Linked DNA regions of Homo sapiens: region 2 is linked to region 1. The links are chromatin contacts, found by Hi-C in ENCODE. All regions are on one chromosome and are shown on one strand. The core of a region is the stretch at or near the end of the contact, and the rest is flanking DNA. Distances in the headings are between cores, read along the strand shown. Region 1 holds the start of EID3 (EP300 interacting inhibitor of differentiation 3). Region 2 overlaps CHST11 (carbohydrate sulfotransferase 11).

Region 1 (4,152 bases), core at 358-2,857:
AATGCATGGTGTTTTGAAAAATGCACGTATCTCCCTGAATTACCCCTAGTTAATAAAATAATTGGGAGCAAATGGTAATATAAGGATTTTGGAGTAACTTAATACTACTAGATTTTGCTGTTTATACATTTACAAAAAACTTTCTGCTAATGCTAAAGAAATAGAACAAGTCTATATGCATAAAGGAAGGTAGGGCTAATTTACTTCCTGGTGCTATGAAACTGGCAATTGGACAGGTGCAATTGTGGGTGTCTTTTTTTTTTTAAGGTGTACCTGTTGCAGGTTTGAAAAGCTGTTGATGCTCATGGGTTGTTTGTGTGCATGTTCTCTTTAAAAACCAGATGTATTCATTCCCTTTTTTTTTTTTTTTTTTTTTGAGACGGAGTCTCGCTCTATAGCCCAGGCTGGAGTGCAGTGGCCCGATCTCGGCTCACTGCAAACTCCGCCTCCTGGGTTCACGCCATTCTTCTGCCTCAGCCTACCGAGTAGCTGGGACTATAGGCGCCTGCCACCGCGCCCGGCTAATTTTTTGTAGTTTTAGTAGAGACGGGGTTTCACCGGGTTAGCCAAGATGGTCTCGATCTCCTGACCTCGTGATCCGCCCGCCTCGGCCTCCCAAAGTGCTGGGATTGCAGGCGTGAGCCACCGCGCCCGGCCATTCCCATTGTTATGTATACTTTGCTATTTGCTGCTGGTGAGACAGATAAGGAGTCACGTCTTTAACTGCACTTGAGTTTCCAGTGACCCCATTAAATCCAATGGGTAAATTTTCCCACGCAGATTACTCACCCAGTTTACAGATTAAGCTTTCATATCCTTAGACTGTATCTGAAATTTTCATAGCTTTGCCCACCTTTTAGGGTTCAGAGTTACTACCCATTCAGTGTCGGTGGCCTTTAGCTGTTGGCAAGCTTCCAAGTAAATAGCTCTTTTGCAGAGATCTCTACCCATTCTATTCTTCCACTCCTGGGTAGTGGAGAACCAAAGTTCACCTGAGTAATGCCCGTGCCCAGCACCCAGTTTCCTGCAGGGGTTAGCACGGATATTGGAGGCTCCCCCGATCCCACAGATACTCAGGATGGGTATTGGAGGGGGCTTGGTTTTTAAGAGGACATGTGAAAGTAATTAACCCGATTTACATTTGTATAATGAGTCCAAACACCACCTTGCAAAAGAACTGAGAGTTTAGCCTGCTTAATGGAGTTTCTGCTTTTCACGGTCCTTGGCCTTACCGACGGTTTACAGTCCAGCCAGATTTAGTTCACAAAAAACCAAAACCAGGTCGACCTCACTGCAGTATATGATGGCAGCGAGCGTTTTAAAGCGCAGGACCTTTAGTCTCCTCAATAGTTTTGTGTAAAGTTGTCCAAAAGTGTTTTTTTTTAAAGTGAGGTGATCCAGTCGGTAAACGCTTTGAAAAAGAATAGCTGTCCCCTGAGCGGGCATTAGTCGCGTGTGAGGTCAGGGCCCATCATTGCGCGTGTTGGGAGCGCCGCGCTGGTCTATGAGCGAGCGCCTCGGCTTGTGGCTGGGCCGGGCCGGGGCGGGGCTGTCTTCCCGCGGAGCGTGCTGGGGGCGGGTCGCGCCGGGCCGGGCCGCTAGTGCGCATGGGCGGGCGTCCTCGGCTCTAACTGCCGCCACTTTCCACACGCTGGGAGGGCCGTTACCTCAGAGATACCCGTGGCCGGCATGTTGGTTGAAAAAGCTTCCCGGAAGGGAGACGAAGAGAAAGGAGAGGAGCAGCTCGTGATCATCCCCGGTAGCGAGTACGCGGCGAAGTAGGCGGCGGCGGAGGGAGCGCTGATGAAGATGGATGTGTCAGTGAGGGCCGCGGGCTGCTCCGACGACCTCAGCTCTGGGGAGGCCGACGTAGACCCAAAGCTCCTGGAGCTCACCGCTGACGAGGAGAAGTGCCGCAGCATCCGCAGGCAGTACCGGCAGCTCATGTACTGCGTGCGGCAGAACCGGGAGGACATCGTGAGCTCGGCGAACAACTCCTTAACCGAGGCTCTGGAGGAAGCCAACGTCCTCTTTGATGGCGTGAGCCGAACCAGAGAAGCAGCCCTCGACGCCCGGTTTCTTGTTATGGCTTCTGATTTGGGTAAAGAAAAGGCAAAGCAGTTAAACTCAGATATGAACTTCTTTAATCAGTTAGCATTTTGTGACTTTCTGTTTCTGTTCGTGGGTCTGAATTGGATGGAAGGCGATCCTGACAAGTTGAGTGATTGTGATGATAGCATAGCTCTTTCCTTCTGGAAGGCAATAGAAAAGGAAGCAACATCCTGGATGGTAAAAGCTGAGACATTCCATTTTGTTTTTGGTTCATTCAAGCTAGAACGTTCTGCACCAAAGCCCCGACTTGAACACCAGAAAAAAGTTCGCAAGATGGAAGAAAATGGCAACATGCCTACAAAGTTGCAGAAGTTGGACCTGAGTAGTTATCCAGAAGCGACAGAAAAAAACGTAGAAAGGATTTTGGGATTGTTGCAAACCTACTTTCGAAAGTATCCTGATACTCCTGTGTCCTATTTTGAGTTTGTGATTGATCCAAACTCTTTTTCTCGTACTGTGGAGAATATATTTTATGTTTCTTTTATTGTAAGAGATGGTTTTGCAAGAATAAGGCTTGATGAAGACAGGCTGCCAATATTAGAGCCGATGAATGTTAACCAAATGGGTGAGGGAAATGATTCCAGTTGCCATGGCAGGAAACAGGGAGTTATATCTTTGACTTTACAGGAGTGGAAAAACATTGTGGCAGCTTTTGAAATTTCTGAGGCTATGATTACATACTCCTCATACTAAAGATTTCTTAGTATAGCATCCTTTTTGTGTTTTTTTTCTGAAGTTAGATGGAGAGTAAAATGTAAACTGAAGCACATATTGTATCTCTTGTAAAGTGAAAAAGTATTTTCAAGAACATCAGACATTGTTTTACTGTGCAGCATATTTTTCTTAGTAATTTATAAGGTCATGATCTTCTGTTATTAAAACAAATTCACTGGCATATTTATGGGAACGTTTTATTGAATGCCCTTTAAGACTATTAATAAAAACAAGTTTTGGATACCAAATTAAGGGATATTTGATAATTTGCAAAACATAATAATTTACGAAAATCAGTGATGATGCTCTGTGATGCGTTGCTTTCTCTGTCATAGGGAACCAAGAGAATCCCAGAAAGGGTTCCTAACCAGGTTGGGCAAAGAGTGGGTAAAAAACAAAAGTTAAAAAAAAAAACCTGTCTGTAAGGCAGTGAATATGCAACATTAAGACTAAAAAAGTCATTGCAAGGAAGACTTAGGATTTATGAGTGAGTATCCATATTCTAAACAATTTCTGTTATTGTACTCAGCAAAAGTAGTGTCTCTGCTGTAGTAGTTGAGGTATCAGCTAAGGGTGAAAGGTGAGTAGAAACACGAAGAAGGAAAAGGCATTCTAGGCAAGAGAATAGCAAGGTCAAATGCATGGAATTGTTAGAAGTTAGGCACGAGAGGACCATTAGATTTATGGAAAAACTATTATATTTGATAAGCTGGGCAACAATTGAATAACTTCATCTATTAATATCCTGAGAAGATGTTTTTGTCAAACTATTATACATTGAACACAAGATCTTGCTATCCAGTTGTAGTTTTTATCTACTGAATTTCTTCTCTGGCCCCTAGTGTCCCTTTGTGGTCTTTGCTAGTACATAGAATGTCCTTCACAATCTACGCTTTTTCATCATGTAACAACTTTGAATATTTGTCCCACTTTAATTTTGCATTTCTATCTTTTTTTTTCCCCCTCGAGACAGAGTATCACTCTTGCCCAGGCTGGGGTGCAGTGGTGCAATCTCGGCCCACTGCAACCTCTGCCTGCGGGGTTCAGGCGATTCTTGTGCCTCAGCCTCCCAAGTAGCCGGGATTACAGGTGTGTGCCATCACACCCAGCAAATACTTGTATTTTTAGTAGGAACAGAGTTTCGCCATGGTAGCCAGGCTGGTCTCGAACACCTGGCCCCAAGTGATCCACCCGCCTCGGCCTCCGGAAATGCTGGGATTACAAGTGTGAGCCAAATTTTGCATTTCTTAATAGGGCTTTAAATGCCAGGAAACTGACCTTGCTGAAACTAAAACATGTTAGTTTATCTGGATGTTCTTCACTTAG
Region 2 (4,139 bases), core at 444-2,943, 190 kb after region 1:
TTTACCTTGGAGCTGGTATCCAGTAATGTGGCAAGATGTTTATTGCTTTCTCATCAGATGATGGATGTGGAAGAGAATGTTTTTGCCCTGGAACCAGGTAGGCCTTGGGCTACTTAATTTGCTCTTTAATAGACATAGGTGTTCTTGAAGTACACCTGTCATTCCCTTAACAGAGCACCTATGAGGTGCCAGGTGCTGAGGGTTCGTTGGTGAATGAAGTACATTTTGTGGCTTCTAATCCAGTGGCTTTGGACATGTCCTGGTGAGAGGGGTGGAAATAGTGTATGCGAATGTGTGTCAAATGCCTCAGAAGTGGGAAATGGAGGGAGAGTTTGAAGGCCTGAAGGCGTTCCATCAAAGCTTCCTTCCTTGCCGTCTCTACCCTTCCCTCAACTCTGGCTCAGGCAAATGCTCAAAGTGACTCACCCTGGTAGGCACGGAAAGACAAGAGAGACTTGGATGTAGAAAGACACATTTACAGTTTGTGGAGGGCCGTCCCTTCGGACACATTTCATCAGTGGGTGTGATGCTGCCTGTGGTATCACATGTGCAGCAGCAGGGTGTTCGGTTTTGTTTTTTGAGACTGGGTCTTGCTCTGTCACCCAGGCTGAAGTGCAGTGGCACCATCTTGGCTCACTGCAGCCTCCATCTCTTGGGCTCAAGTGATCTTCCCACCCCAGCCTCCCAAGTAGCTGGGACTAAACACACACACCACCATGCCTGGGTAATCTTTTGAGATCTCACTGTATTGTCCAGGCTGGTCTTGAATTTCCGGGCTCAAGCAAGCCTTCTGCCTTGGCCTCCCAAAGTGTTGGGATTATAGTGTGAGCCACCGTGCCTGGCCTAACAAGATGTCTGTATGTGAAGCCACATTCCTGGCCCATCCACAGTCACGAGGACTTGGGACTACAGGCTGGGTGACAAAATTGAGCTGATTTCCCCAAATCTCCAAGGAGATCCCCTCTGAAGAGATGCCGTGCCGATGAGAGACAGAGCCTGCACCACGAAGCAAAGGCAGGAGCTTGTGAGCTTGTGAGCTGACCCCTCTGGCCTTGGCCTCTTAGTGTCTATAGCCCGTCACTGCCTTAAAGCCACCACATCACATGTCACTGTTCTTCAACACTGCTCTTATTTGAATGTCTCAGTGATAACATCTCAGAAATGAAAAACAGGGTCTCCACTTCTGAGGATGTGACAAGTGAGTTGGAGGCAGTTTCCCAGGGGAAGGATTTTTGTCTCAAAGCATTAAAATAGAATCCGTTCTAAGTCAGAATATTCCTTTTAAAGTTAACTTCACAAAACTTCTCTGATCTTGATCCTCTTGCTAGCAGCTGACTGCCGAGGATGGGTTCCAGCGCTTCTCAGAACAATGTCGTAGGCGTATTAGCTCTGTAAGTCACCACGAATTCAGAATAATAACTGTGGGGTGGGGTGCGGGCTCACTGATTGACTCGGAGGCATCTAGAGTTCATTTTGTAAAACACTTAAACAATTCAGGGTGTTTTGTTTTGTGGGTAGATTTTTAAAAATAATTTTAAAAATGTAAAATTGTGGTTAAAAAAGCACAATGTAAACTTTACCATTTTAATCCTTTTTAAGAGTACGGGTCAGCAGTGGTAAGTATATTCATACTGTTGTGCAACAGATCTCCAGAACTTTTTTGTTTTGCGAAACTGACATGCTGTACCCACTAAGCAAACAACAACTCCCCATTTTCTCAGACCCCCTGAGCTTCCAGTAACCACCGTTCTACTTTCTGTTTCTATGAGTTTGATAACTTGAGACACTTCAGATGCGTGGAGTCATACAGTATTTCTGTTTTTGGGACTGGGTTATTTTGCTTAGCTTAATGTCCTCAGAGTTCGTCCATGTTGTAGCATGTGACAGGATTCCTTCCTTTTTAAGGCTGAATAATTCATTGTATGTGTACACCACATTTTGTTTATCTGTTCTTCAGTTGATGGGCATCTGGGTTGTTCCTGTGTCTTGGCTGTTGTGGATACTGCTGCTGTGAACATAGGTGTGTAAATATCTCTCCGGAATCCTGCTTTCAATTCTTTTGAAAGAATTGAAAGAAGTGGGATTGCCAGGTTTTGTGGTAATTCTATTTTAAATTTTTTGAGGGCCCACCACACTCTTTTCCACAGTGGTCGTGCCATTTTATATTCCTACCAACAGTACACAAGGGTTCCAGTTTCCCCACATCCTTGCCAACACTTGTTACTTTCTAATTTTATTTTTTTTTGATAGTCACAGTCCTAGTAGGTGTAAAGGAATATCTTATTATGGTTAAACAGTGTAGTTTTATTATTTATACTTCAGGTAACCAATACATAAATTAGTACTAATAAAAATTGATAACTACTATTTATTGAGTGCTTATTAAGTGTTCTAAGCATCTTGCATGACTTAATTCTCATTACATCTCTGTGAGGAAGAGGTTCCATTTTTACCCATTTTATAGATGAGGAAATTGAGGCTTGGAGAATGTAAGGAACTCATACAAGGTCACACAACGAACTGAAGCCTGTGCCTGGATTTGAACCCAACCGTCTGGCTACTAGGGTGTTCTCTGGCTTTCTTTTCCTAATTGACTATGCTCTTTAAAATTCACATCTTCAGCTGACCCATATCAAGAAAGTTATAGAAGATAATGACATCCTGACTCCTGAATGGAGTTCCTTGAAGTGCCCAGGAATGAAAACTTGGAATAAGGCCCATGCCTCAGTCATCACTGATGCCTCGGATAGCAGACTTAAGCGAGGGCTTTAGAAATAGTGGCCTAGTCTCCTAAGCCCTGGGCTTGTAAAATACTCTGTACTTTTTTGGTTTGAATTCCCTTGTTAAATGAATAATAGAAAATGTGAGGAGAGAGGCACAACATTTTTTTCTTGACACTATTCCACTTTGAGTTTGGTTTCTATTCCAAATCTGTGTGTGTGTGTGGCAGTGGGGAGGAAGGTGTGTTGATGAGTTATTGTTGCATTAGAAGGTTCACTCTTAGAGCCACCAGATTTTCTGGAAAGCCATACATGTGCTATAATGCCTGTCAAATAAAAAATCAATGTGACACAGTTGGTTTAATTTTTGTTAATCTTTATCATATTTAATTTTGTTTTTTGACTAGACCTAATAATGGGCCAGAGGCCTTTAGGCACTGTTGAAGTGACTGCTGGCCACAATTCCCCAAATCAGCTGTAATGTTTGTGTTGGATTATTGTATTAACAAATGCTTCAAATTACATTAGAAAAAAATCCGTTATGTTATTTTAAGTTGGGGGACCAATTCCACACTCACATCTGGTAATCCTATCAGTAAATAATGGCACAGGGCCATTCTAACAGGGCCAATTAAGTCTGCAGGGCCTCTCTTCACTCTTTGATATGTTTTGTGAACATTTTTCTTATTTTGGTGCTATGAAATGAAGTCTCTGTCAAGAGCTCAAGTCATAGACTAATCCTCAAAACTTTTTTTTTTTTTAAACAAGACAAAGAAAATATGAGATGTTGTTTCCTGCAACAAAATCCTAGAGAGTTTGTAGGATGTTTTATGTATGGTGTGTTTTGAGGATCGTGGAACTGAGAAATCCACAAGAATTTGCCATCCAGAAAAACTTTCCACTGGAGGTGGGGAAGAGGGGCCTGCTTGACTCCCTCATGGGCTCAGGCCTACCTCTGCAGTTATGATTGTGGATAATTTAGCCCCTCTTGCAACAGTGTGGTACTTGCTACTCTCACCTCTGACTTGTGGATGAGAATACCTGCCTCCTGGGACCTCTCCTGGATATCAAGCCCCTGGTTTCTGTCATAAGACGTTCACTTAACAGGTGCTATACCTCAAAGGACAGATATTGTCATTTTTGTTTGCTGCAGGCTTAATTTTGTTCCCCTAAAGTTCATATGTTGAAGACCTAACCCCCAGTACCTCAAAATGTCACTACATGTGGATATGGGGTCTTAAGAGAGACAAATAAATGATTATGAGGTCATTAGGATGGGCCCTAATCCAATCTGCCTGGTATTCTTGTAAGAAGAGAAAATTTGGATGCACGGAGGCACCACGGTTGTGCACGCACAGAGGAAAGGCCTCATGGGAGGACACGGCAAGATGGTGGCCGTCTGCAGGCCGAAGAGAAAGG

Evidence for each region. Hi-C counts contacts between places; a loop is a spot of excess contacts on that map.
Region 2: a loop to region 1 is called in a map of CD4-positive, alpha-beta memory T cell, with 2.6 times the contacts of the local background. The contact joins the enhancer-like site here to the promoter of EID3 in region 1. A Hi-C loop is called at or near these places in 1 of 168 maps with a recorded cell type or tissue (CD4-positive, alpha-beta memory T cell).

Annotation. Positions count from the first base shown.
Region 1 is chr12:104,302,132-104,306,283 of GRCh38, forward strand. It overlaps EID3 (EP300 interacting inhibitor of differentiation 3), which reads left to right and starts at 1,608. Exons shown (of 1, transcript NM_001008394.3): 1 at 1,608-3,074. The coding sequence starts at 1,804. The coding sequence ends at 2,805. All of the region lies in intron 4 of TXNRD1 (thioredoxin reductase 1), which reads left to right. RefSeq lists a silencer at 1,446-1,675 and enhancers at 1,536-2,408, 1,716-1,955, 1,986-2,045.
Region 2 is chr12:104,493,263-104,497,401 of GRCh38, forward strand. The region is part of intron 1 of CHST11 (carbohydrate sulfotransferase 11); the gene reads left to right. Among named protein-coding and RNA genes, the nearest start is that of CHST11, 38 kb to the left of the region's middle. RefSeq lists enhancers at 34-203, 826-1,015. Within about 2 kb of position 1,694, at least 13 of the 41 ENCODE cell types and tissues checked have a DNase peak (open chromatin) inside an H3K27ac peak, as active enhancers do.